Linked DNA regions of Mus musculus: all the other regions are linked to region 1. The links are chromatin loops, found by intact Hi-C in ENCODE. Cell type or tissue: heart. All regions are shown on one strand. Links, peaks and the distances in the headings refer to the core of each region. The heading gives the core; the rest is flanking DNA.

Evidence for each region. Hi-C counts contacts between places; a loop is a spot of excess contacts. Peaks named below come from ENCODE experiments on the same cell type or tissue, not always from the same donor. Only the 100,000 strongest peaks of a DNase experiment are listed, where the experiment ranks them.
Region 2: it touches region 1 in a loop (9-fold over the local background); 40 of 42 quality-filtered maps call a loop at or near these places.
Region 3: a loop joins it to region 1, with 2.6 times the contacts of the local background. A loop is called at or near these places in 5 of 42 quality-filtered maps.

What each region holds. Positions count from the first base shown.
Region 1 is chr2:156,701,391-156,709,319 of GRCm38, forward strand. Dlgap4 (DLG associated protein 4) reads left to right here. Exons shown (of 13, transcript NM_146128.6): 3 at 1-284; 4 at 3,020-3,264; 5 at 4,466-4,580; 6 at 5,688-5,738. Gm34111 (a long non-coding RNA gene) reads right to left here and starts at 6,611. Exons shown (of 2, transcript XR_375168.1): 1 at 6,580-6,611. In heart, for the core only: no CTCF peak of the experiment used is centred there; a DNase peak (open chromatin) is centred at 4,321; H3K27me3 peaks cover 2,926 bases.
Region 2 is chr2:156,525,813-156,533,741 of GRCm38, forward strand. It overlaps Epb41l1 (erythrocyte membrane protein band 4.1 like 1), which reads left to right. Exons shown (of 25, transcript NM_001368800.1): 19 at 1,077-1,181; 20 at 3,578-3,658. Among named protein-coding and RNA genes, the nearest start is that of Aar2, 18 kb to the right of the region's middle. In heart, for the core only: a CTCF peak has its summit at 4,177 (motif pointing right); no DNase peak of the experiment used is centred there; H3K27me3 peaks cover 845 bases.
Region 3 is chr2:156,301,777-156,309,705 of GRCm38, forward strand. It overlaps Phf20 (PHD finger protein 20), which reads left to right. Exons shown (of 18, transcript NM_172674.2): 16 at 1,007-1,403; 17 at 2,855-3,038; 18 at 5,518-7,929. The coding sequence ends at 5,660. Among named protein-coding and RNA genes, the nearest start is that of Cnbd2, 6.7 kb to the right of the region's middle. In heart, for the core only: CTCF peaks have their summits at 4,229 (motif pointing right) and 5,657 (motif pointing left); no DNase peak of the experiment used is centred there.

The DNA.
Region 1 (7,929 bases), core at 2,002-7,001:
CCCGCTACTTCATGCACGCCTACAACACCATCAGTGGGCACATGCTCAAAACCACCAAGAACACTACCACCGAGCTGACTGCCCCGCCGCCCCCGCCTGCTCCCCCTGCTACCTGTCCCAGCCTTGGAGTGGGCACCGACACCAACTATGTCAAACGTGGTTCCTGGTCCACTCTGACCCTCAGTCATGCCCATGAGGTCTGCCAGAAGACCTCAGCCACTTTGGATAAGAGCCTGCTCAAGTCCAAATCCTGCCACCAGGGTTTGGCCTACCATTACCTGCAGGTAGGGGTGATGGTGGGGCAGGCAGTGTCGGGGTGGGGCAGGTAGGGTGAGGATGGGGCAGACAGGGTGGGAGTGGGGCAGGCAGGGTGGGGATGGGGCAAGTAGGGTGAGGGTGGGGTAGGCAGGGTGGGGATGGGGCAGGTAAGGGTGAGGGTGGGGCAGACAGGGTGGGGGTGGGATAGGTGGGGTAGGCAGGGTGAGGGAGGGGTAGGCAGGGTGGGGATGGGGCAGGTGAGGGGGGGCAAACAGTGGGGGGGATAGGCGGGGCGGGAGGGTAGGCAGGGGGGGGCAGACAGGGTGGGGGTGGGGCAGGTGGGTGAGGGTGGGGCAGGCAGGGTGGGGGTGGGATAGGCAGGGTGGGGGTGGGGTAGGCAGGGTGAGGGCAGGACAGGGTGGCTATGGTTTGGAGTCCCAGCTGGAGCACAGATTCACTGGTGAGATGGCTTTATGTTGAACGTTACTTTGCTCAACTGTGGAATCAGAGGTCGGGGGCCTGTTAGTAAGAGGATATCTGTCCTCACAATGTTATCAGCAGGTGTATTAATTAGGCCCCCAGGAACCCAGTCCCAGAGAGACTGAACTATGTCCCTGCCCTTTAGATGACAGATCTAGAAGCTATGCCATCCCTACCCCTCACTGGACCAACACATGACATTCTAATGGTCATCTTCCTGCCACTCCCATGAGACTGGATTCTCTTCAAGGACTCAGACCACAGCGGATACAGCCATATGTCCACCCAATGCCCAGGACAGGGTCTGGCGGGGAGGAAGTGCTCAGAAAGGGTAGATGGACACATGGGTACTGAAGTCACCACGGCTAGAAATAAGCACACCACAGTCTTGCAGGCCAGGAACAGACGGGGGGTCAGTGTGAGGCCACCAGTCCCAAGGCCTGGTATATGGGGGTAGAGGGAGGCTTGTCCTGAGGAATTCATAAGGTAAAGCTTTGCTACCCAAGAGTAGCTGAAGGCTTGGCTTCAGCATTGCCGCTGCACAGTGAGGTAGGGCAGGGTTCTCCATGGCGGCAGGGGGGGGGGGTAGATGGAGCCCAGTGGTAGAAACGACAGGAACAGGTCACACATGGAAGGGGTTGCTCTTGTAAGTAGTGAGCACTTTGTCCACAGTGTGTGCAAGCATGGGCCTGGCTGGTGTGCAGAAATCACATCAGATGCATTATGAAAAGATGAACTCCAAGGTGCCACAAAGCTCACATTCTTGTCCTTCTATATAAAATGCCAGGGACAGTGACACCGTGGGGGAAGAGCATGTTTTTGCAGTAGCAGGAAATTGAAATTGAGGCCACCTTTTAAATCTATTGAGCGGTTTTGTGGCTGCCTGTTTGCTACCTTAGTTTAGACATTTAAGGGAAGTGTGTGGCCTGCACTCTCTCCACTCAGTGTGGCTGGGTCTGATGTAGGAAATGCTTTCCAGACACCAGGAGAGGACTCTGGGCTCTGGGGGCTTGTGCTGCCTGCTGAATAGAGTGAGCAGTGGGCTGGCCACAAGGTCTGAGCAGAGATGCTCAGGGTCCCCTTCGCTGAGGGATGGACCAGCTGGTGACCTGGGAGGGAGAAGTCATAGGTCCTGGTGACTAGCTGGTCGGCTGGGGTGTGAGGGAAGGCTGAGTTTGAGGAGTAGGTCCTCAACAGGAGGTAGCCACAAGTATCAAAGGTACAAGAAGGGTGTGGTACCATCCCGTCATACTGATCAGGGAGTATGTGCTTGAATCCCCGATGGAGGGCTTGTGTGCCCAGAAACCTGCAGACCTGCATTCTTTGGGAAGAGAGCAGCTTCCCCCTGTGTGGTGGCAGTCTTATGACGTAGTGTTAGTGCCCAGGCGCAGTGGCGGCGCAGGGGCATTCCACGTGGGTCATCTCTGTTGGAAGGGTATGATGAGGCCCCTAGTGTGTCCTTGAGAAGGTGTGAAGCATGCTGGGAGTGCCTGCTGAAGAGCATGGGAGAGCAGGCCAGGCGTGTGCCTGCTCCAGTGTGCTGAGATGCACACAGGACATGGGTCCAGCTTCTGAAGCATGTAAATGCCACGATGTGCCCAACGTGACCATGTATCCAAGAGTGAGTCGAGAGACGGGAGTGTAGACTGCACATCCTACTACCCCAGAGCAGCTGACAGTGACAGACGTGGAAGAGCCACTTGGAACAGGATGACCAGCTGTGCACAGCACTCCCCTCTGTCACGGATGGGTCTAGAACAAAGATCGTGGATTCTGGGGCAACACGTTGATGTACTAGGGGGGGTCTCTGATCCCCATCCAGGGACCTCTAATGGCCATTGTAGATCCAGGCTCAGGTTCCAGATCTTGGGGTCTGTTTGTGGGAGAGTTCTTTCCTTTGGAACCCTCTCACTATGGGCTCCTGTTCCATCCCCTGGAGTGTCATGAGAGGAGATGGGGCACAAGGAGTGCCGGGTAAGTGTAGCTGCAGAGAAACCACAGTGATCACAGGAGTGGGGAGTTTGGCTGGAACGAACCCAGCTTGAAAGGAAATGGACTTGGGTAAGGCCAGGCACTCAAGCTGTGACAAAGAGGCCTCTAGAACTCAGGTAATCTTCCTGGCCCAGGGCTTGCTGATGCTGGGTGATCAAGGACAAAAAGCCAGCAGAGAAGGCTCAAAGTGAAAATGGAGGGGTCTGCGAGACTCTATTCTCTGAGTGACTGGCTGGAAACCTGGCTGGCTGCTAGGTCCCATCTGAATCCCTGTCTTCGGATATTCCAGGTGCCCGGCGGAGGGGGAGAGTGGAGCACCACGCTGCTATCCCCTCGAGACATGGATAGCACCGCTGAGGGGCCCATCCCGTGCCGGCGCATGCGCAGTGGCAGCTATATCAAGGCCATGGGCGATGAAGACAGTGATGAGTCTGGGGGTGGTAGCCCCAAACCTTCACCCAAGACTGCAGCGCGGCGTCAGAGCTACCTGAGGGCTACGCAGCAGTCCCTGGGAGAGCAGAGCAACCCTCGACGGTGAGTTCCAGTCTAGAATGACAGCCCCGCTAGAGCCCCACCCCTTCGTGTACGTCACGCCCCTTGAGTTGAACCCTGTAAAAGCCACCACTTTAACTTAATGGGAGCCTGTCCTGACAGTATTTCCACCCGAGGAAGGTCTCAGAACTTGCAGTCCTAACCTTAGATCAGCTGTGTCCCTTAGGTGAGCCTCACACTGCATGCCCTGTGTCTCGGGAGCCTCGCCTTCCTTCACTTTGGCCACCCTAGCAGAACCCTGGCCTGCTGATGGACCCTGTTTCTCGGCTCTCATGCAAGTCCTAGTGACTATCCCCCTATAAGAGTTTTCTCATGCTTAGGTTAGCCCTGCCTGCTAACAACTTGTCTCCCAAACAGCCCACTTACAGTTAAGCCCTGCTCATAGTGGTAATTTGGGGAACTGGTTTAGCTAAATTCTGCCGCAGGAGCCATGTGCATAGGTGAGTTGCCCCAGGGTCCGTTACCCTTCATGACAGGTGAGAGTAATGGTAATGATTGCTGTCCGTTGACCCTGGCCTTGCTGGCTACTGTGCTTGGCCTGCATCTGCAGCCTGAAGTCCTTACCCGAGGGCTAGCAATGTGTCACCCCCATTCCGTAAATAAGGACCATGAAGTGGGAGCAAGAGGTGGTGACTCGCTAGGCACTCTACAGAAAGCTGGAGGCTAATCCAAGCCCTATATCAGGAGCCCAAACTGACCTAGAATAAGGCTGGGGAGGTCCAGGGGTAGGTAATATGAGAAAGACTGAGAAACTAGGTCCTCAGGGCAAGCAGCAGGTCCGTATCTGGATGTCACAGTGGCCCCTGAGGACCTTCGGGCATTTTCCAGTAAATACCAAGGCTATTGGCCTCAACCCACCTCTGTCTAGTCTCTGGAATTACCTCTGATTTTCAGTTTTGTAAGCGGCTGACTAGGTTGCATGGCCTCCAGTTTAAAACAGGCAAATGCAAGCATATGCTGCCACCTTGAGGCCACAGTGGGCATGACAGGCGAAGGCTGTCTGCCACTGATTTATTTTATTAGGTCTCCCAAAGGTGGAAGTTCTCCCTTTGCTTGGAGCCCCCCACCTTGCCCAGGCTGGCAGCGCTTCCACTTGCCCTCAGCAGTTGAATAGTCTTGGACAGTCTTCTCCATCCTGGCCTCGGTTCCCAGGCTGAGCCCTGTCTACCCCTTTCCCTGCCAGGAGTTTGGACCGCTTGGATTCAGTGGACATGCTGCTGCCTTCCAAGTGCCCCAGCTGGGAAGACGACTACAACCCCATCAGTGACAGCCTCAATGACTCCAGCTGTATCAGCCAGGTGAGGGTGACTGGGGGGGACAGAGGGATCGGTGCGGTGCATCGCTGTCTGTCCAGAGCTCTGTTCAGCTGCTGCCTCCACGTCTCAGATGTTCCCTCTGAGAGGCGTTTCCTGGTCACCCTGCATACAGCAGTCCCTGATGCTGCTCCCAGGCCCCCGTTAACCTACCACTCCCTGGTCCCTGGAATCAGATTAGCTCACTGATGCCTGTGCCATGCTTCCTCCTGAGGCCAGGGTTTCCCTACACACTCGTGCTCCCTGTAGGTTCATCATCTGGGCAGGCAGAGGCTCATTAGGTGTTTTCTCAGTAGACGTGTCATGTGTAGGCTCACCCATCTCACCAGCTCTCTCCTGTCTTACTGTGTCTGTCCCCTCCAGTCAGTCAGTCAGTCAGTCAGTCAGTCAGTCAGTGTCTCTGTCTCCTTCCCTCCCTTCCTCCTCTTCCTCCTCCTCCTCCTTCTTTTCTCTCTCTGTCTCTCTCTCTCTCTCTGTCTGTCTCTCTCTCTCCCACCCTCCCTTCTTCCCTCGCTCCCTCTCTGCCCTTTTCTCCCCTTGTTCACTACATTTTCCACAGGTCTTCTGTGTGCCTCCATCTCCATAGCTGTCCTTCACATACTCTATCTCCATCCCTGCCTGCCCCAGGTACCCAGAATGTCTTTGCCCTTATACAGAAAGGCATCTGGAATCTGCCGTGTTGGGGGTCCCCCCACAGACTTCACCCACTGTTCCTTTTCCAGCCCAAGTTCCCATCTAATCCAGGGTTCCTTTCCCCAAAATTTTACCCCTAAAAGGTTGACTGTCTCAAGCTGCCATAGGTGACCCTAAAGTTGCCTACTGTCCAGGAAAAGGTGGTCCTGGGTACCGTCTCTGACCTGTGTTTCTGACTGGGCTGCCAGCCCAAGAGAAAAGAAGTAGGCAAAGCACCCGTGTGTCAGGAAGGGTGCAGAGGACATGTCCTCCATACCGCCAGCCCTGGAAGGAGCTTCCGTCCCTGAGGAAGCCAGGCAAAACTCCTTCAAAACAGAATCCATCCAGGGTAAGGAAGCATCCTGAGTAGCCTGCACTAGGCCTGGCCCTCCTGTAAACTGCACCCTCTCTCTCCTACAGGTTTTTGGACAGGCTTCCCTGATCCCCCAGTTGTTTGGCCATGATCAACAGGTCAGTATGTTCGCCAGTGTTGATCCCCAAACCAGAGTACAGGGCTGGGTCCTAAGCCTTCAGAGGAGGGGTCCAGGTACTCAGCCTGGGTTCAGTCCAAGCAGAGCTGTGTTAGCCAGCAGCCCACCCCCATCCCCGCGTGAGGATGGAGGTGAGGTGACATCATCATGTCCTGACCTGAGCTATCGCTTCACTGTGTCTTACTTTGTTCTTACAACTGGAAAGCACAGTGAGGCTCTGTGGATGGACAAGAAGTCGCTGCAGGGCAGTGGAGCAGAAGCAGGGCAGTGGAGGAGAACCATGAGGTCTCCTGCCTCCCCGAGTCAGGCCAGGGGAACTGGTTGGTCTGTCGCACCCAAGCTGGTTTGCAGTGAGAATGGTGATGGACTGTCTCCCTGAGGAACCACCCACCCACCCTCTGCCTCTCTCTCCCTGCGTGAGACCAGGAAGGCTTCTGTTTAGACAGGTTAGAGGCTTGGAGACATTCTCTAACAGGTTCAGGTCCCTGGGTTTTCCTCTTTCCAGAGTCCCAGTGACCCTTTAAGGATGTGGGGTGTTGGCGTGAATATGGAAGCTTTTAACTCTATAAAAGTTGGTAGTGTGATGCCAGTGTGGCTGTGGCTGTCTCTGTGTCTGTCTGAATTATACTTCTTCTGGACACCCGTGCCTGGAGTGGGCCCTCGCCTCTCAGCTCCAAGGCCAGAAAAGGGGCAGGAAATGTGCAGTTGACCCAATTTAAACTTACCCCCCCCCCCCGATCTCAGTTAGGGTTTTACTGCTGTGAACAGACACCATGACCAAGGCAACTCATACAGACAACATTTAATTGGGGCTGGCTTACAGATTCAGAGGTTCAGTCCATCATCCAGGCAGGATCATGGCAGCATCCAGGCAGGCATGGTATAGGAGGAGCTGAGAGTCTACATCTTCATCTGAAGGCTGCAAAGAGAAGACTGGCTCCCACATGATTAGGAGGAGGGTCTTAAAGCCCATGCCCACAGTGACACACTTCCTCCAACAAGACTACCCCTCCAAATAGTGCCACCCCCTGGACCAAGCATACTCAAACCATCACATCCCCTGTCTAGCTTAGGAATGAATGAGACTCAGACCATGGTTATTTTCTTTGGCTTCGACAGTTACTGGGGGGTTACAATACACAGCAACAGACCAAACCTCAACAGAAATGTACCCAGAACCCAGCCTTTCATCTTGGTCAGGGGTGGGCATGTCTCCCAAGGCACAGAACACAGGGTGGCAAAGCTAGTGCTGGCTGTCTCCTAATTCCCACCATGGTATTGCTGTGCCCCTCCCCATGTTGCAGAACGGTGCGTTTACTCTGTAAGGAGTGCCCTGTAGGCCAGGCAGATCTCTATCCTGCAGCTCCCATGGGTGTATGGAAACATGTTGACATTAACAAGCACAGAAGCACCTGTGCATAGGAAGCCCTCAGGGAGACGCACACGGACTACCTGACACCTCCTATCAGTTTGGGAGGTGTCTGCACAAACATTTATAAGTACTTGTTCATTGCACACAGCTTCCTGCATTATCAGGTGTGTGTGACCAGTGAGTCTTTCCTGGACTCCGTTGTGACCAGGTGATGAGTTCACTTGTGTGATCTTGGTTTTGTTTGGAGACAGGGTCTCATATCCCAGACTGGCCTTAACCTTCCTATGCAGCCTTAAGATCCTGATCCCCCTGCCTCTACATCCCAAGCTCCGAGATGGGCAACTATACCCAGCCCTCATTTAGTTTTGATGGCACTTTGAAATTAATACTGTTATCAGCCCCATTTTATAGATGGAAAACTGAGGCACAGAGTAGATGATTTGCCCACATTCATACTGTAAGGGAGACAATGGGCCCACAGTTGAAACCTGGGCGGTCTGCTTCAGAGCTCTGTTCCTATGGTGCGGACCCAAAGCAAGACCTTGTTGCCCTGGGCAGTCACAGAGACTCAAAAATTCCTTAGTTTTCAGCTTTCAAAGGTAACATTATGCTTTAATGTCCTCTGTAGATGTATTTTGGGTATGCTATGTGGCCTGATTTTTATCTTAACAGATTGTCCAGTGGAACTCCCTGCAGTGATAGCTAATGGTCTACAACCCATGCCTGCCCATGTGGCTTTTGACCCAGTGAAATATGACTAGTATGTCTACCAAACTTTATTCAATTCTAGTTGATTTAA
Region 2 (7,929 bases), core at 1,807-6,806, 180 kb before region 1:
TGCACAGAGGAGTCTCAGAAACTCCCCCTTTCCCTTTACCCTAGCAGATCCTCGCCCCCACCCCTAGACAGTGAACACCAGCTTATTCATGCTGGTATCCTACCCCATGCTGTACCCTCTGGGCGGAAGGCTCCTTCTCCCTTTCCGTGCCTCACCGTGATCCAGGACAGCTCACGCACCTCTCTCCGTGCTTTTCTGGCTACCTGGGAGGCAGTACTAGCCCTACAGCATCCTGCTCTGTCCTGCCACTTTGGCTCTAACATTTCCAGCACAGTCAGGGCAATGGCTGGTTGCTCTGCCCTTCTCCCACCAGGTCTTAGCTGTTCTAAGGTACACTCGGTACCAAGGGACGATAAACGAATGAGCAGCTAGATACCAGGATTCTGGAAGAATCTCTCCTTTCTCCCTCTTCCTTCCAACCACATGAAAAGCTAGATCCATTTATCAGACCTACAGTGTGTAAAGCCATGAACTAGGCCTGAGAGTCGAGTCAATAGAAGCTGATCATTTAGCTTGAGACACCTAGGATACGGTTTGTAAAGCCAACTGATGTGTTTTCTCTGGCTTTAATTTTTAAAATTACATTGTGTTTTTTTATATCATAAAAAATATACCAAAGAAAAGCCCACCATGCAGAGGCGACGATAAATCCACACCTGAATGGAATCCCCCATGCTTTCCATATCTTTCGGCCAGCTAGCCTCCTCGCCTGTTCCCATCTGTTGCCTGGCCCCTGGATACTTCCGTGTGTAGTTCTTCCACTGAGCAGCAGTTTGCACGAAGTGACTAAAAGGTGTAGGCGACGTGTGTGTAAGGAGAACGCTGAGCATTGAGTTTAACCACACCAATACAGCCTCAAAAGACATGCAGCCCTGAAGCATGGGGTCAGGCCCTCCTCATGCAGGCAGTGGCCTTGGCTCTCTCTCTTTGGGTCCTTTCTCAGTGACACCAACCATGCCTTTACATACTTTTCCGTGGGGTTGGGAGAGAGCTTTCTCCTCCTGCATCCCTGTTGTCTGTGAAGAGGAGTTGTGTCTAGGCTTGAGTTTTCACGTGTCCCCTTTATGTTCCTGTAGTCTGTGAAAGCAGAAACCATGACCGTCAGCAGTCTGGCAATCAGGAAGAAGATTGAGCCAGAGGCCATGCTGCAAAGCAGAGTCTCCGCTGCAGACAGCACCCAGGTAACCTGTGCCCCTACTGTAACCTGACACAGGGACCGGCCATTTGAACATAGGATCCTCACTGAAGTGGCCAAGCCCTTTGGTCAACCTTTTCCTTCCCTTCATCCTCCCTGAGGTCAGACACGGAACAGGGAAAAACCATGCTTTCCCATCTGTAAATGGGGGTGATGTTGCCTCCCCCCCCTCCTCCTGGGGGTGTTCAGTGCTCATGGCTAGCAGTTTAGAGGCATGGCTTTCAGGCTGCTTGATACGTGTGGAGAGGATCTTTCCAAGGCAGCTTGGGGGAGAGAAAAGGAGACCTCTCAGTCACTGGTTGTTCAGAACAGCTTATCTGGGTCATTTTTTATGCATGGAGGTTCCACATTCGATTGGAAAGATGAACAAACCAGGCCCAAATGACTGAAGAATGTGTTAGTGAGGTGAAACTAGCTTGCACCCTGGAGAAGGCTAGCTTGCCTGGGAACAGCTCACAGCTTAGTGCACACTTCCTGTGTGTCCTCTGTGGCTCTTCAACTTTTAAAATGTATAAGTCTGAGGGATTGCCCCTGGTTCTTCTTGCCACAGGACTTCAGAGCTCAGTCCCTTCTCCTGGTGACCAAGAGCAGAGTCCTTACCTGGGGTTCCACCCCCAGCACAGGCATTCTGAATATGACATAAAATAACACAAATGTATTTTCCAGATTTTTTTCTCCTACTGTTACAGTATGCCAAGTAATGGCTTTGCAGCTGCTCCTGCCGTTAGAGAGTCGTAAGCTGGCTACCCCAGACAGGCCTCTGCCCTCCCTGGCTTGCTTTGTTTTAGCAACCTTTGTTTTTAATGCAAAGGATAAAGAAATCAAAACGACCTTAAATCCCATAACCTGGTGTCATCAAAACATCAAAATGTCCAGTTATAAAAGTCAATAGACTGGATGACATTATCTATATGTTGTCTCCTGGGAGAAGATACTAACACAGATGTTCACATCTGTTCATACTTAAAGTTATTAGATAAATAAGACCACTGACTCTTACAGTATATCCTTTGCCCTCAACAAGCTTAGAATTTACTCAATTGCTGTCTCTGTCTCTATCTGTCTCTCTGTCTCTGTCCCTCCTCCTTCACTTCTGTCTTCATGAGACAGGGTCCCTGTTAGGTATCTCAGACTGGCCTCAAACTTATTGTGCTGCTGAAGGTGACCTTGGGCTTCCTCCTGCTTCTACCTCCCATGTGATGATGAGATTGCAGGTTGCAGCAAATACCTAATTTTTGCATTTTTTAAATGGGGTCTGGGAATAGAACCCAAGCTTCATGCATGCATGTTAAGTGAGCACTTTACCTCCCAGCCCCATGTCCACTGGGGAAGCATGTCCTAACTGTGTTTCCGTCTCCCCTCACTGGACCCTGTGATGGATTTTATCTTTCCCAGTATTCAGTGCTATGGTAAAGTTTCCTTGTTCATATTTCTTGGTGGACTTTTAGAAGTATCAACTTCTGTTGTAGTTAGGGTTTCTATCACTGGGATAAAACATGATCAGAAGCAACTTGGGGAGGAGAGGGTTTATTTCAGCTTAGAACTCTCAGGTCACACCCATCACGGAGGGAACTTCAGCCAGGAACCTGGGGACAGGAACTGAAGCAGAGGCCATGGAGGAGTGTTGCTTACTGGTTGCTCTTCGTGGCTTGCTCAGCCTACTTTCTTTCAGTCCTTCCTTCCTTTGTTTCTTTGTTTCTCTCTTTCTTTCTTTTTTCCTTCCTTCCTTCCTTCCTTCCTTCCTTCCTTCCTTCCTTCCTTTCTTTCTTTCTTTCTTTCTTTCTTTCTTTCTTTCTTTCTTTCTTTTTCTTCTTTCTTTCCTTTTGAGACAGGGTATCTCTGTATCTCTGGCTGTCCTGGAAGTTGCTTTATAGACTAGGCTGGCCTTGAACTCACAGAAATCTGCCTGTCTCTGTCTCCTGAGTGCCAGCCAACTTTAGCCTACTTTCTTATATCATACAGTACCATCTGCACAGGGTTGGTACCTCCTCCAGTGACCTGGGCCCTCCCACATCAGTCATTAATCAAGAGAATGCCTGACAGACTGCCCATAGGCCAGTCTGAGACATTTTACCAGTTGAGAGTTCCTCTTCCCAAATGACTTTAGCTTGTTGTCAAATTGACATTAAACTAACCAACATGACATCAAAGGGTAACTTCCAAGGTTGAATGGAATTCACCAACTTGCCTGGTTGCTTTGTCCAATACAGTGGTTGAAATGAAGTCTTTGAAGAGCCTTGGGGCCCCTCTGCAGTACAGTGTGAGCACCCCCAGTGCATGTCCACTCCTGAAACCTGTCACCTTGTAACTATAAGCCAGGTGACAGATACTACAGATACGTGTAGTCCTGTCATCTCTCATGCCTCCTTCTCTGCCTCATAGGTTGATGGGGGTACTCCAATGGTGAAAGACTTCATGACAACTCCCCCCTGCATCACCACAGAGACCATCTCAACCACCATGGTAAGTGGAACCCAGGAAGCTCCCCTCTCTTACCCACCCCTTACTCTCTCTCTCTCTCTCTCTCTCTCTCTCTCTCTCTCTCTCTCTCTCTCTCTCTCTCTCTCTCTCTCTCTCTCTCTCTCTCTCTCTCTCCCTCTCTCTCTCTCTCCCCCCCCCTCTCCTCCCAGTACCCAGAACCTGGAAACTGCTTCAGCAAGCCTCAGATGCCCTCATGGCAGTGAGACAGATGACCAGGTTCCTGTTGTCTGGTACCTTGACTGCTCTAGTACAGATTGCCAGTCTTCGGTTTTGCCAATTGAACAATGTGTGGAGCAGAGGCCCTGACTCTCAGTTATTTGGGCCATCCCAAGCATGCAGGGGTAGAGGGAGAGTAAAATGATCAGATTCTCAGCATGCAGGAATCTTGCAATTCCAGGCAAATCTACCTGCCGGAAAGCCCCCATCCCACCCCATCCTCCAGCCAGCCAGCAACCCCAAACCACCCTCAGTGTTGCAGACCACTTTCTCACTATAGCCAGTAGATGGCAGCAGTGAACCTGGTTGGAATATTCAGGGTTTTTTTTTTTTTTTTTGACACCTTTTAAGGGACCTTGTGGATTTTGCTATTTATTTGCTGTCTGACCAGTAATGAAAAGTACTTGGTCTCAAGTATTCTCATCGTATGGGACTCTAGAGCAGCAGTTCTCAACTTTCCTACTGCTACAGCCCTTTAATACAGCTCCTGGGGTTGCGGTGACCCCAACCATAAAATTATTTTGTTGCTACTTCATGACTGTAATTTTGCTAGTTATGAATCAGAATGTAGATATCTGATACGTGAACCCTGTGAAAGGGTCCCTAGGTCACGACCCTCAGGTTGAGAACTGTCGCTCTAGAGCCTTTAGGAACAGTACAGACCTGTTATTCTGCACACAGGTTTCTGTGTCAGACAGCCTCCTGAGATGTTTGACCTTTGGCTTATTAACCGTGGTTATCTGCTGTTCTTTCTCCTGCATCCTTTACAAATGAGAAAACTTAAGTTCAGGGGGATAAAGAGATGAACCCAAGGTCACATGACCAATAAATCTCAGTTTAGCCTCAGGCATTGTGACATTGGAAGTTCCACTTTCACTGTCAGTCTCTCTGCTCTGCCCATGTCCTGACCTGTGGGAACATCAGTTCTGGGGCCTGGGGCTGCAGAATGTAGTGATACCTCATCCAGATACTCTTGAGCTATTGAGAGATGCTTGTGAATGCCGTCCCTTGTCCAACTCCGGACCTATTCCTGGGAAGATAATGTCATTAAGTCCGACTCCTCAGCAGGTGGGTTTTAAGTAAACCGACCCCAGGATCGATAAACAGCCAGTTACCAGATGGCACATGTATCTCTGATCACTCGGTTCTTTCTCCCCCTCCCAACCATTACTCTTAGGCACTGAGATACTTGTAAGGGTAAATGTAAATGTCATTATGGCACGTAGACAGTTAACTTCATTCATCTCCTCATCCATCCATTCATCCATTCATTTGTTTCAAAGCCAGTGATGAGTCTGTCTGCCTAGCACAGGGATACAGAGCTGCAGTGCCCACCAGCATCCATTGTGCTGCCATCACAGGTGCCTGTCACGTGTGCAGCTCCTGGGCACAGTGATGAGCAAGGCCCACCCTTCTCACTTCCTGGCTGGATGGCCTTGGGCAAGTCACCTGAACCTCTCTAAGCCTTCTTGCCACATCTGTAAAATGGAGTGGGAGAAAGGTTTGTGTGAGACCCAGCAAGTACCCTCTGGGAAGCCTGCAAAACAACACCTGGCCTGTAGTGTATCGAGAAGTCAGCTAATGCTGTCTCTTTCTTGCCTTCATGGAACAGTGCAACAGGCTAGGGGCTGCTGGGAGGAGCCAGGAGGGTAACACAGCTGCTGGGAGGATGTGAGGAAGTTGTCTATAGCATAGGCAGGGTCAGCGGAGCTATGAGGAAAGGATGGATGGGGGTGGGCATGGCCACAGGAGGATGCTTCCAGCCTGTGAGAGCAGGTGTAAGGCCTGCAGGTGAAGAAGCACATCTGGGTGGCAGATGTGTACAGATGTGTACAGGAAGGGGAGGGGGAGGAGGAAGAGGGCTGAGAAGACAGACTGAACCAGAGCGGGAAGGGTTTGCGGTGTGTGTAGGATGGTTTAAACTTGATTCTGGAAACAAGAGGGGAATGGTGCCTTTGGAGTAGAAGCAGGGGATCAGCTGCGAGTGCATTAGACCATCGGCATGTGTGGAGTGTGGCCTGGAACAAAGATTCCTCCCTCCTGCTTCCCCTTCCTCCTTCCAGCCTCTTTGCTTCCCTTAATAAATATTTACTGAACACCCACGATGTGTGAAGTACTGTTCTAGGCACTGTGAGTCTGGCACTGGAGGAGACAGTGCCTGGATCCCTGGGACCCACGTAAGGACAGAAGACGGTGGGGACCTAAGGGCTGCTGTCTAGCTGGAGCGCCACCAGGGTTCAAGAGGGTGGCTGCAGCAGAGATTTAGGGACTAGAAAGTCCTGGAGCAGGAAAGTACAGTATTTGCTTTCTGGTAAGATGTTCTGGAGACAGGACAGATGGGCTGGGGACAGTGTTTACTGGCCAGTGGTTCTTACAGTGTGGTCCCAGGTACCTGTGACAAAGGCACGTTCCTCACCCGGCTCCGAAAAGTCTAATTCAGAAGCCAGGAGAAGCTTGGCAGCCTGTTCACAAGGGATCCCGTGTGAGAGGAGTGTGATATTTGTATGTTAGGAGCTGGCAGCCAGTTACCCTGCAGACTTGACGTGTGAGGAGCCGATGGAGTGTTTCCAGGAAAGGCCCAGGAGAAAATTGGTTTTGAAGATTTGGGGTTCAAGAAAAATCTGCATGACAGGTAGAGGGATATAGTTGTGGCATCAGTGAAGCGGTAGAATTTCCTGGGTATCTGAGTGGGTAGAGGGGAGCCCTGGGGAGAGATAGAGGGTTAGCCTTGCCCAAGGAGAACTGTGCTTCCATGAGTTGAGAGATGGCCCTAGCTATGCACACATCCAGGGCAGGGAGAAGAAAAGACCTAGGCCTTGAACAGCCTGTGTCCCCTTTAGTGGCTTTTGTTTTCGATGCAAAGATGAAGATGAGCTTTGGACGCTGGCCTCAGGCAAAGAGAGAACATGAAGAATAAGAGACTATGAGAGTGTGGTCTGAGGGATAGAAGGATCAAAGGGATGATGGTCGCTCCCTAAGCCAGAGGAAGAACACTCTCCTAGAAATGACCTTTGCAGTCTGGAATCTAAGTTGCTATAGGGAATGTGCCTTATGGTGCTGTGCCAAGTGACCTGGCCACCAACAGTCTGGGCAGGAGCTGGCTTAGCAGAGGCGAGGATGGAGCAGAAGGCTCTGTCCTTCCCCATGCTTCGGTAGGGTTCGTTGCCACGCACAAAACAAGACTGGCGTCCGTTTGTCTGAGATGCTGCATAATAGAGGTTAGCTGGAGACTATGCAGAAGTGAGAGGCAGCAGAGAGAACCTTGGTGTCTCTTACCCAGATATGGGACACTAAGTCTAAGGCAATTCCAGGCAGATAGAATAGTTATGATCCAGGACGAGACCAGGGAAGCTGGCTCAAGAGTGACGGCTCCAAGGGCCAAGTGCTGGGACAGCCACCAGCACCTACAGCCTTGGAGGCTGCTCGCTCAGAGTTAATGTCTGCTATCACCACTGACTTGCCATGAGACTTGAACAAGCCACATACTATAGTTTTCCCTCCTGTGTGTCCTCTGCAGAACAAGTTCTTGCTACCAAGAACTGCCTTCAGTGGCTTTGAAGGTTAAGTGAGGTCTCACATAGGCACCCAGCTAGTGGAATGTTTAGTGCCTAGCAGGTACCAGGAAGTACTTACAAGATCCATCTGCCTGTGCTCCTGAATTTACCGGCAGCTTTTGTTTACCTATGTTCTTCACTTATGGGCACAATGGGATTAGGCGAAGGTCCTTTTTCACAGACAGTAGGGAGGAAATGGTTCTGCCTCAAGGTCCACAGCAGGTCCAGGACAAGAGCCTGGGCTTCCTGACTTTTAGTGCTTCCAGAGAGCAGTACCATATCTTGTTCACTGTGACTCCCTAATAGTGGGGATCCAGTATATCTTTGTCGAGTGAGTCTATAAGCAAGCATGCAAGTGTGTGTCTATGGGGATTGAGTCTCTGGGGGTTGAATGCCTCAGCTCTCTGCTTCTGTGTCACTTCTCAACCCCATGGTGATGATAACCACATGGTCACATGCCCTGGCTATCCTGGAGACCTATTG
Region 3 (7,929 bases), core at 1,807-6,806, 400 kb before region 1:
AGATGAGTGTAATGACTCTGTTGGGTTAGAAGTCCAGGAGCAATGGTTCCAGGGGACTGTGGCGTCCTTCACAGTGTTTTGTGCAGACACTCATGCAGTCCTCCTGCATCAGATGCAGAGAGGAGCCTGTCCTCCTGTGTGATGGCATCTCTACCCTTTACTGACCCTGGCCACTTTTTTCTTTGGAATGCTGAAAATAGAATGTAATTTTTTTATTTAAAGAAATGCTGGGCGTGGTGGTGCACACCTTTAATCCCAGCACTTGGGGTCAGAGGCAGGTGGATCTCTGAGTTCAAGGCCAGCCTGGTCTACAAAGTGAGTTCAGGACAGCCAGGACTACACAGAGAAGCCCTGTCTCGGGAAAAGAAAGAAAGAAAAAAAAATATGATTAATGGCCATCCATACTCACCCCAGCACTACTGCACTTTAGTGGTTGATAATTGGTTGATAATTGGTGATTATCAGTGCTGTCACATGCCAGGGTGATTATCAGTGCTGTCACATGCCAGGGTTACTTTGGCAGTTGATTGAGTTTAGGTTTTTGTTAGTAAACCAAATTTGCTTTTACTGTGTTGTATTTATGAGTGCATGTGCCCCGGCATATGTGTGCAGGTTAGAAGAACATCTTTTGGTAATTGGTTCTCTTCTATCATGTGGTTCTGAGCATCAGACGTGGCGTGATGTATCAGGCGTGGCGTGAGGCACCTTTAAAGTCAGAGCTGGTAGCTGACAGTTTCCACTAGTAACACTAGTTTCCAAAAGAAGCCAGAAGGAGCCTGAGCTCACTGGCTGCTGTTGAGCAACCAAGTTTAGTTGCATCCACTGTGCCTGCAGTGGGAGCCTAGGGAAGTGGCCTCCTAAGAGACTGAAGGTTCACATCCCAGTGTGGTAAGTGGGTAGATATCCCAGGTAGAGGCCACTGTCCCTTACTGGAGAATGTTTATGAGAGGAACTCTGCAGTGGTACCTGCTACTCTCAACGCTGTTTCTTGTTGCCATCCCCACAGAAGCAGAGAGCATCCTGATCTGCAGCTATGGTGCCAGCCCTGGAAACAGCACTCGGGGGAGGGAAGAGCACATCCCAGACACATCCACATCACAGACGCCAGGAGCGAGGAGTCCCCAAGCTATAGAACTTTGAATGGGGCGGTGGAGAAGCCATCGCCCCTGCCCCGATCTGTGGAGGAGTCTTACATCACCAGTGAGCATTGCTACCAGAAACCTCGCGCCTATTATCCCGCTGTGGAGCAGAGGCTGGTCGTGGAGACGAGAGGCTCTGCCCTTGATGCTGCAGTCAGCCCCCTCTGTGAGAACGGCGACGACTCCCTCTCCCCTCGCCTAGGCTGGCCCATCGACCAAGACAGGAGCAGAGGCGACATAGATCCCAAACCCAGCTCCCCAAAGGTAGGTGTTTGCCTGTACTTACTCCTTCCTTGATGGCTGTGCTGCTGAGTCCTGGGCCAACCTCCTGTGGAAGACATTTCTTCATAGACATATTAAACTTGCTCATCAGAGAGAGGGCTTTTGGTTTTTGTTTGTTTTTGTTTTAAGGTTAAGATGTGTACAAAGTTAAGGGACCTCCTTTAGTCCCAGGAAATTTCACAAAATGGCACAATTGCAGGGTCAGGAACAGAGAGAGGAGAAGCTTAGAAGTTGATTCAAACTTGGAAAAACTATAAGGAAATTTTTTTCTTTAATATCATTTACATCGTAATTGTACCTAGGTGCTAAATTATTAGCATGAACTTAAGTCAAGTATGTTGTTAGATAACAATGTTTTTAAGAAAATTTTATTTTTTTTCCCAGACCCGTCATTAAAGTCTTTGCTACTCTGAGCATTTTCCCCAGGATCTAGCCTTATGTTTGGTTTGTTATTTAGTTTCTGTCATTATTAAGTAACTCTGTTCTGAATGCTAGGTAGCATGCCAGAGTCTCCATTTTTACTTCTTCATGAGTGCCACTGTGCCTCTCTTCTGTGCAAGAGGCCTTGTGTGGTTTCAGGTCTCTGCCCCTGTCATCCCTACTTTCTTCCACTTTAGCCTATGGATTGATTGGCCTCAGCAGCTTAAGTGCACTGCTGTGTCTTGCCAAGAGGCGGCATCCCAGCTCTGCTCCCAGGGTGTGGTCTGCACCTGCAGCTTCTGTCCTTGCCAGTGTCTATGGAAGTCTACTTAGGGTGTGAGGATAGCCTTTTTGTAGCAGATTAGTTTCAAGTCTAGGTTCAGTCACTTTGGTTTTGGCTTTCCTCATCAGATCCAAGGAAGCTTTCAGGACATTGCTTTGTACACAGGAAGCCCTAAATGTTACCATGAATTGTTATCATCCTAAATAAATGAATAAAAGTTTGAGATCTGAAACTATAGTAAAAGGCTAGCAGTCCTGTGGAAACACAATGTAAAATCTCCAAGTTCTTTTTCTTATCAAGGGAACCCCCTGGTAAGCTGACTGTATACCAGCACCATAGTTTCATCCTAATGTTACCTGGGAAAACTGTATCCTTGTTGCCGATAGGGGAACTACCTCACCAAGGCCACATATTCACTAGAGACAGCCAGGCCTCACTAACTGACTCTAATAACCTAACCATCACTAGCACTGCTCTGGGCAGCCCTTGGGCTTCTGAGAGGCCTGCTTCAGGCCGGGCGCTGGGCCAGCCAGAGGAAGCATCTGAGCCCATGGGTGCTGTGGTGCCTGAGCCCCATGGGTGCTGTGCTGGCCTGAGGCTGTACTGTGAGTGGCAGCTGGAGGTTGGGCGCACAACTGCTTTTTCAGAGGGTTATAATGCTGACTAGTTGGAGAAAAGCTGGCTGGCTGCCCAATGATGTACACATCACTGCATGCCCCCCCCCCCCCAGGTGAGAGAGTACATTTCCAAGAATGTCTTGCCAGAAGAGACGCCTGCAAGGAAGCTGCTGGACAGAGGTGGAGAAGGGCTGGTGAGCTCTCAGCACCAGTGGCAGTTCAACCTGCTCACACATGTGGAGTCCCTGCAGGATGAGGTGACGCACCGGATGGACTCCATTGAGAAGGAGCTGGACGGTAGGTTTCCTTTCTTGAAATCAGTCTTGAGCTTCCCTCTGAAGCCTTCTGAAGTTCACAGCCTTGCTGTCCAAGGACAGCTGTTTTTTTGCCTCTTCAGCCCCATCTGGACTAGTTCTCCCCTCAGTGAGGACAAATGTAACTTTGAAAATGTTTAGTTTCTTACAAAGTCTGGGGCTCTCAGGGGTCTTGCTTCACATGTCCAGTCCGTCTGCAGTGGGAACTCTGCAGGGCTAAGCTAAGTAGAGCTTAGTGGCCAAGAGCAAGCTTAGCCTCAGCACCCCACGGACGAAGCATAGCGCCTTTACAACCTGAGCACATTTTTCTTAAGTTCTGAGGGAACTACACTGTTATGGAGAGATAGAGTTGAAGCAAAGGCTCAGAGGTTAAGAGTACTGTGGTCTAGAGGACTTGGGTTCAATTCCCAGCACCCCCAGGGCAGCTCACATGCCCAGCCTTTCAGGTTTTTTAATGTGCATTCTGGGGATCAAGTTCAGATTTACACAAGGCAGTGATTTCATGGCTGAGGCATCTCTTCTAGTTTTGAGTTAAAACCCTTTCATGATGGTTTACTTACTGTTCTTGGTTATTTGTTTCCATTGGAAAGGTGGGCTCCAGGCCTAGAGCGCTGTCCACAAGTAAAAGCTGCTTCCTCTAAGCCTGACGGCCCCATCCCTGAGCTCCATACAGGCACAAAATAAATAAAATGGAATTTAAAATTTTTAATGGACCAAATTTGTAAGTCTGTGTTTGAGGATTCTGTGAATTACAGTCAAGCTCTGAAGCCTGTAACTACGGCTATGGAAAGCTCACACCGGAAGTCACTCTTAAGACAAGGGCCTTGTTTTACAAGCTTCAGTCATGTGGCCTGGCTAGCGTTCCTTTGTGGTTGGGGCCATCCTGAGGCAGAGACCATGCCAAACATGTGTTTCTCTTGCCTATAATCCTAGCACTTAAGAAACTGAGGCAGGACTGAGTTCAAAGCCAACCTGAGCAACATACAAGAGTGCTGTTCAAAGAAAGAAAAACTAATGCTTTTTCTGTTGGAGAGGGGCTGATGAGAGTTCTGAAGTGACAGTAAATGGAGTTGCCCTGTTGGCAGATGAAGGGAGGGACAGACCCACTGACATCCAGCTTGTATGAGGCCCCATGGCTTTTATTATGTATGTGAGTGCTCTATCCATATGTACCAGAAGAGGGCACTAGATCCCATTACAGATAGCTATGAGCCACCATATGGTTGCTGGGGGTTGAACTGAGTACCTCTAGAAGAGCAGACAGTGCTCTTAACCATCCACCTTCTCTCCAGCCCACCTGAGGCTCCTCCTTGCTCTGTGTGGAATGTTCTGTGGTTGCCCGAGGAGTTCTTCCTCAGGAGAGAAGTCTGAGCCGTCACAGATCTTACCTCCGTGTTGCCTGGGCTCTCTGAGTGGCCAGTGGTTGAGGTGGGAAGCCAGGCTGTCTTGGCTTCCCAGAGGACCTCACATGTATCCTTCTGATTTGCAGCTCACCTTCCCCCCATGGCTTGAAGAGGTGCCAAGAAAACTTAAAAGTGAAGGATGAAGTTTAAAGCTTTCATTTAGGAAGTAGATTAGTTTTGAGACAGGATCTGTGTGGGCTAGGCTAGTCTCAAATTCAAGAGACCCCACCTGATTGCTGGAACAAAAGCTAGTATGGGCTTACACTAACTTCTTAAAGGGAGAAAATAAGTATATTTCATGCTGCTGATAATTGTGTATCAAGAATTAATATGAAGCAAATCAGAATTGACAGTGACTTAAAAAACCAAAAACCAGACCTTTTCAAAGTCCCTATAGATTTTCTAGCAGCCCAACAACTATTTACAGTGGGAAAGATTTGTCTTCAGAGCCTTCTGGGCTTTGCTGTGGCAGAATAGCAGCTAGCTAACACAATTAAAGCAAATGCAATTCAGATGAGTTTTTTAGTTGCATTGGCCCCTCAGAGCATAACAGCCGGATCTGATCTGGCTGGTGGCCACTGACTGTATTGGAGAGGACAGACATAGATCATTCAATCACTAACTAGGACATCTTCAGGACTGCACTATTGTGAAGCATTTATATTGTCATTGCTGTAACCAAATACCTGACAGAAACAACTTGAAGGGAAATTGGCTTAAGTAGTTTATAATCTCAGAGTTGTCATGGTGGCGGGAGCACATGTCGAGGTACCCATCTATACCATGGTGGTCAGGGAGCTGGTAAACGTCTCAAAGGCGGGCCCTTAGTGACCTACCTACTCCTCCCCAGATAGCATCACCAGCTGAAGACCAGGTATCCAACAGAAGCCTGCGGAGGGTAGTTCACACTGCAGACCTTAGCATTAGGGTTTTGTGCCCTGGAGCAGTGCTTTGTGGGGTGCCCGTGTTGAAGAAGCCTGGCTTAAACTGGCTGAGCTAAGGTTGGGGTGAATCAGGTTCTGAGCACTCACTGGATCTCCCCCCCCCTCTCACCTGCAGTGCTGGAGAGCTGGCTGGACTACACTGGGGAGCTGGAGCCCCCAGAGCCACTGGCCAGGCTTCCGCAGCTCAAGCACTGCATCAAGCAGCTGCTGACTGACCTGGGCAAGGTGCAGCAGATCGCCCTCTGCTGCTCGACATGAAATTGGCCACTCAAGACATTTGGAGCACAGGCCTGGCACCTCTGCCAGGGGAGCTTCGCATATTTAAGTAAATAAACTTAGCATGCTGGATGCACGTGACACTGACTGACTTCAGGGATTTGGCCAGGAGTGTGATGGACATGGGGACAAAGAGACCATTTTGGCTGCTGGAGGACAGGGCTCTCTTGATCTGGAAGCCAACTGCAAAGGCAGCACATAGTCTTAGAATCCCATTCTGTGCACATCGTTGAACGAAGCAAGTCTTTGCACATCTTCAATTGGAATCGTGCCACTGATGATAAACAAAATGAGAGCCAAAAAAAATAAAAACCTAGTAGGAAACAGTTGTAAATTCGATTTGCAGTTTATTTAATTGACTTTTGAGTCAGGTAGAGGCATGTGCCAACCCCTCCGGTTTCTCTGCCTGGTGTGTCGTGTGGGCAGCAGGCACCCACCGCTTTCATCCCTTAGCCTCACTGGAATGCTGGGACTTCACTGTGCCGTGCAGTTTTTTGAAGGCTGGGTCCTTACTGCTCTGCTTCCTCAAGACTTCCATTTTCTCACCTCGTCTCTTGCATGGCTTCACGGTACCAGGGACAAGGTTTTATGTTTTCACTCCAGAGTCAGCTGGGCTGTACAGGGCTTCAGCAGCCAAGTGAAACTGCTAAAGGAGGAGCTAGAATCTTGATGTAATGAGAATCTACAAGGAATTCCAGGAGGAAGCAGTCAGGGGCTGGAACCCAAAGGACAGCATTTTCTACCCACTTACTAATTTCAACTGCTTCCCAGTTCTATTTAAAGTTATGAAAAAAAGTTTCCCAAAATTTTCGAACTCTTTTACTGTAAAGATTTGTTACAAAGAAGGTGGGAATTACCTTACTTTATGTCTCATCCGCAAACTTGCAACTCTGTTGCTTGTTTCCCTCCTCCCTGGAGGCTGGGGTAGCAGTCGCCACTCCAGCCACTCCACTCTTTCAATTCCCCGTCTGTGTTACTTTATGAGATGAAGGTAATTATGCTGCTTATGGTCCAGGTACAACCTCTTTGTACCTTCACAGAGATGTTTGTGTTGTTTCTTGTTTCGCAGGTTCTGGTTCCATGTGTCATTGCTATGTTGTTTGCTTGGTTTTATCTTATTAGGTGAAATGTAAAAGGTTCCGTGCTGTGAGGACTTCATTTTCACCAGTTTTTGTATCACTAACGGTAAACTTTGTTTGATTTATTCATCAACATCCACAGATTCATTATCAGTTTTGTAATCTGTAATGTTCTAGGCTGCAAATATTTACTATGTAAACATTAAGGAGCCAATGTCGGTAGCTACCAACAGCAGCACCTCTCGCTGCCTTAGGAATGGTTAAGTTTCAGGCCTAACAGGCCATCATGGCCATAAATTCAGGCTTGTGTACAGAGAAGCTTCAGGGAATGAATGCCCTTATCTAAAGATCTGTTCACCATCTGATACAAAATGTGCTGTGGAGCAAGCATGAGGTGACCTGGCATAGCTTAGGGAATGTGTGATGTGTAATTAAGCCAACACAGTCCCTTACAAGAGGCTGCTTCCCACTGCTCACATTGATGTCTTCTTGTGGGAAGAAGTGCTCCAAGAGTACACATGCCATCACGGTTCTGGATAATTTATCATAGAGCTACATTTTGAGACTTGTATGATGATTGTCTGAAAGGGAAAGAAACAAGATACTTAAAGCTACAACTGTGTGAGGTATGATGATTGTTAGATACTAATTTGGGGCCATCAAAGTGGCTTAGTTGGGAGAGGTGCTTGCCACCAAGCCTGCTGACCTGAGTTCAAGACCCAGGACCGAATAGAGAGAATTGACACCTTCAAGTTGTTCTGTGACACACATACACACAAATGTAATAAAGGATTTTAAATTGAGGTTTTTCTTTTTATGTAACTACTCTTAAGTATCACATCTGGGGAAGCTGTAACCTTGAAGGCAGTCAGTTTTGTGTGGTTCAAAGAAGGAAGCAGAAACTGAATGATGCTAATCTTGCCGTGTGGTCCTTACTGGGTTTATCATTTAGGTTTTGTAAAGGACATAATCTGGTTTCATTATTACTTGTTTTTAGGGAAACAAAGCAGAAACCCCATATTCTGATAACCTCAGTTCTTCCCTAACTTAAAGCCATGTTGAGGGGCTCCACTCCCAGTTCCTGGGTCAAAGTGAATTCACCCCTAAGTTGGAGCACTGGAATCTGTTGCAAACAATGTTATCATTTAGAAAGATGTGCACTACCTATGTTC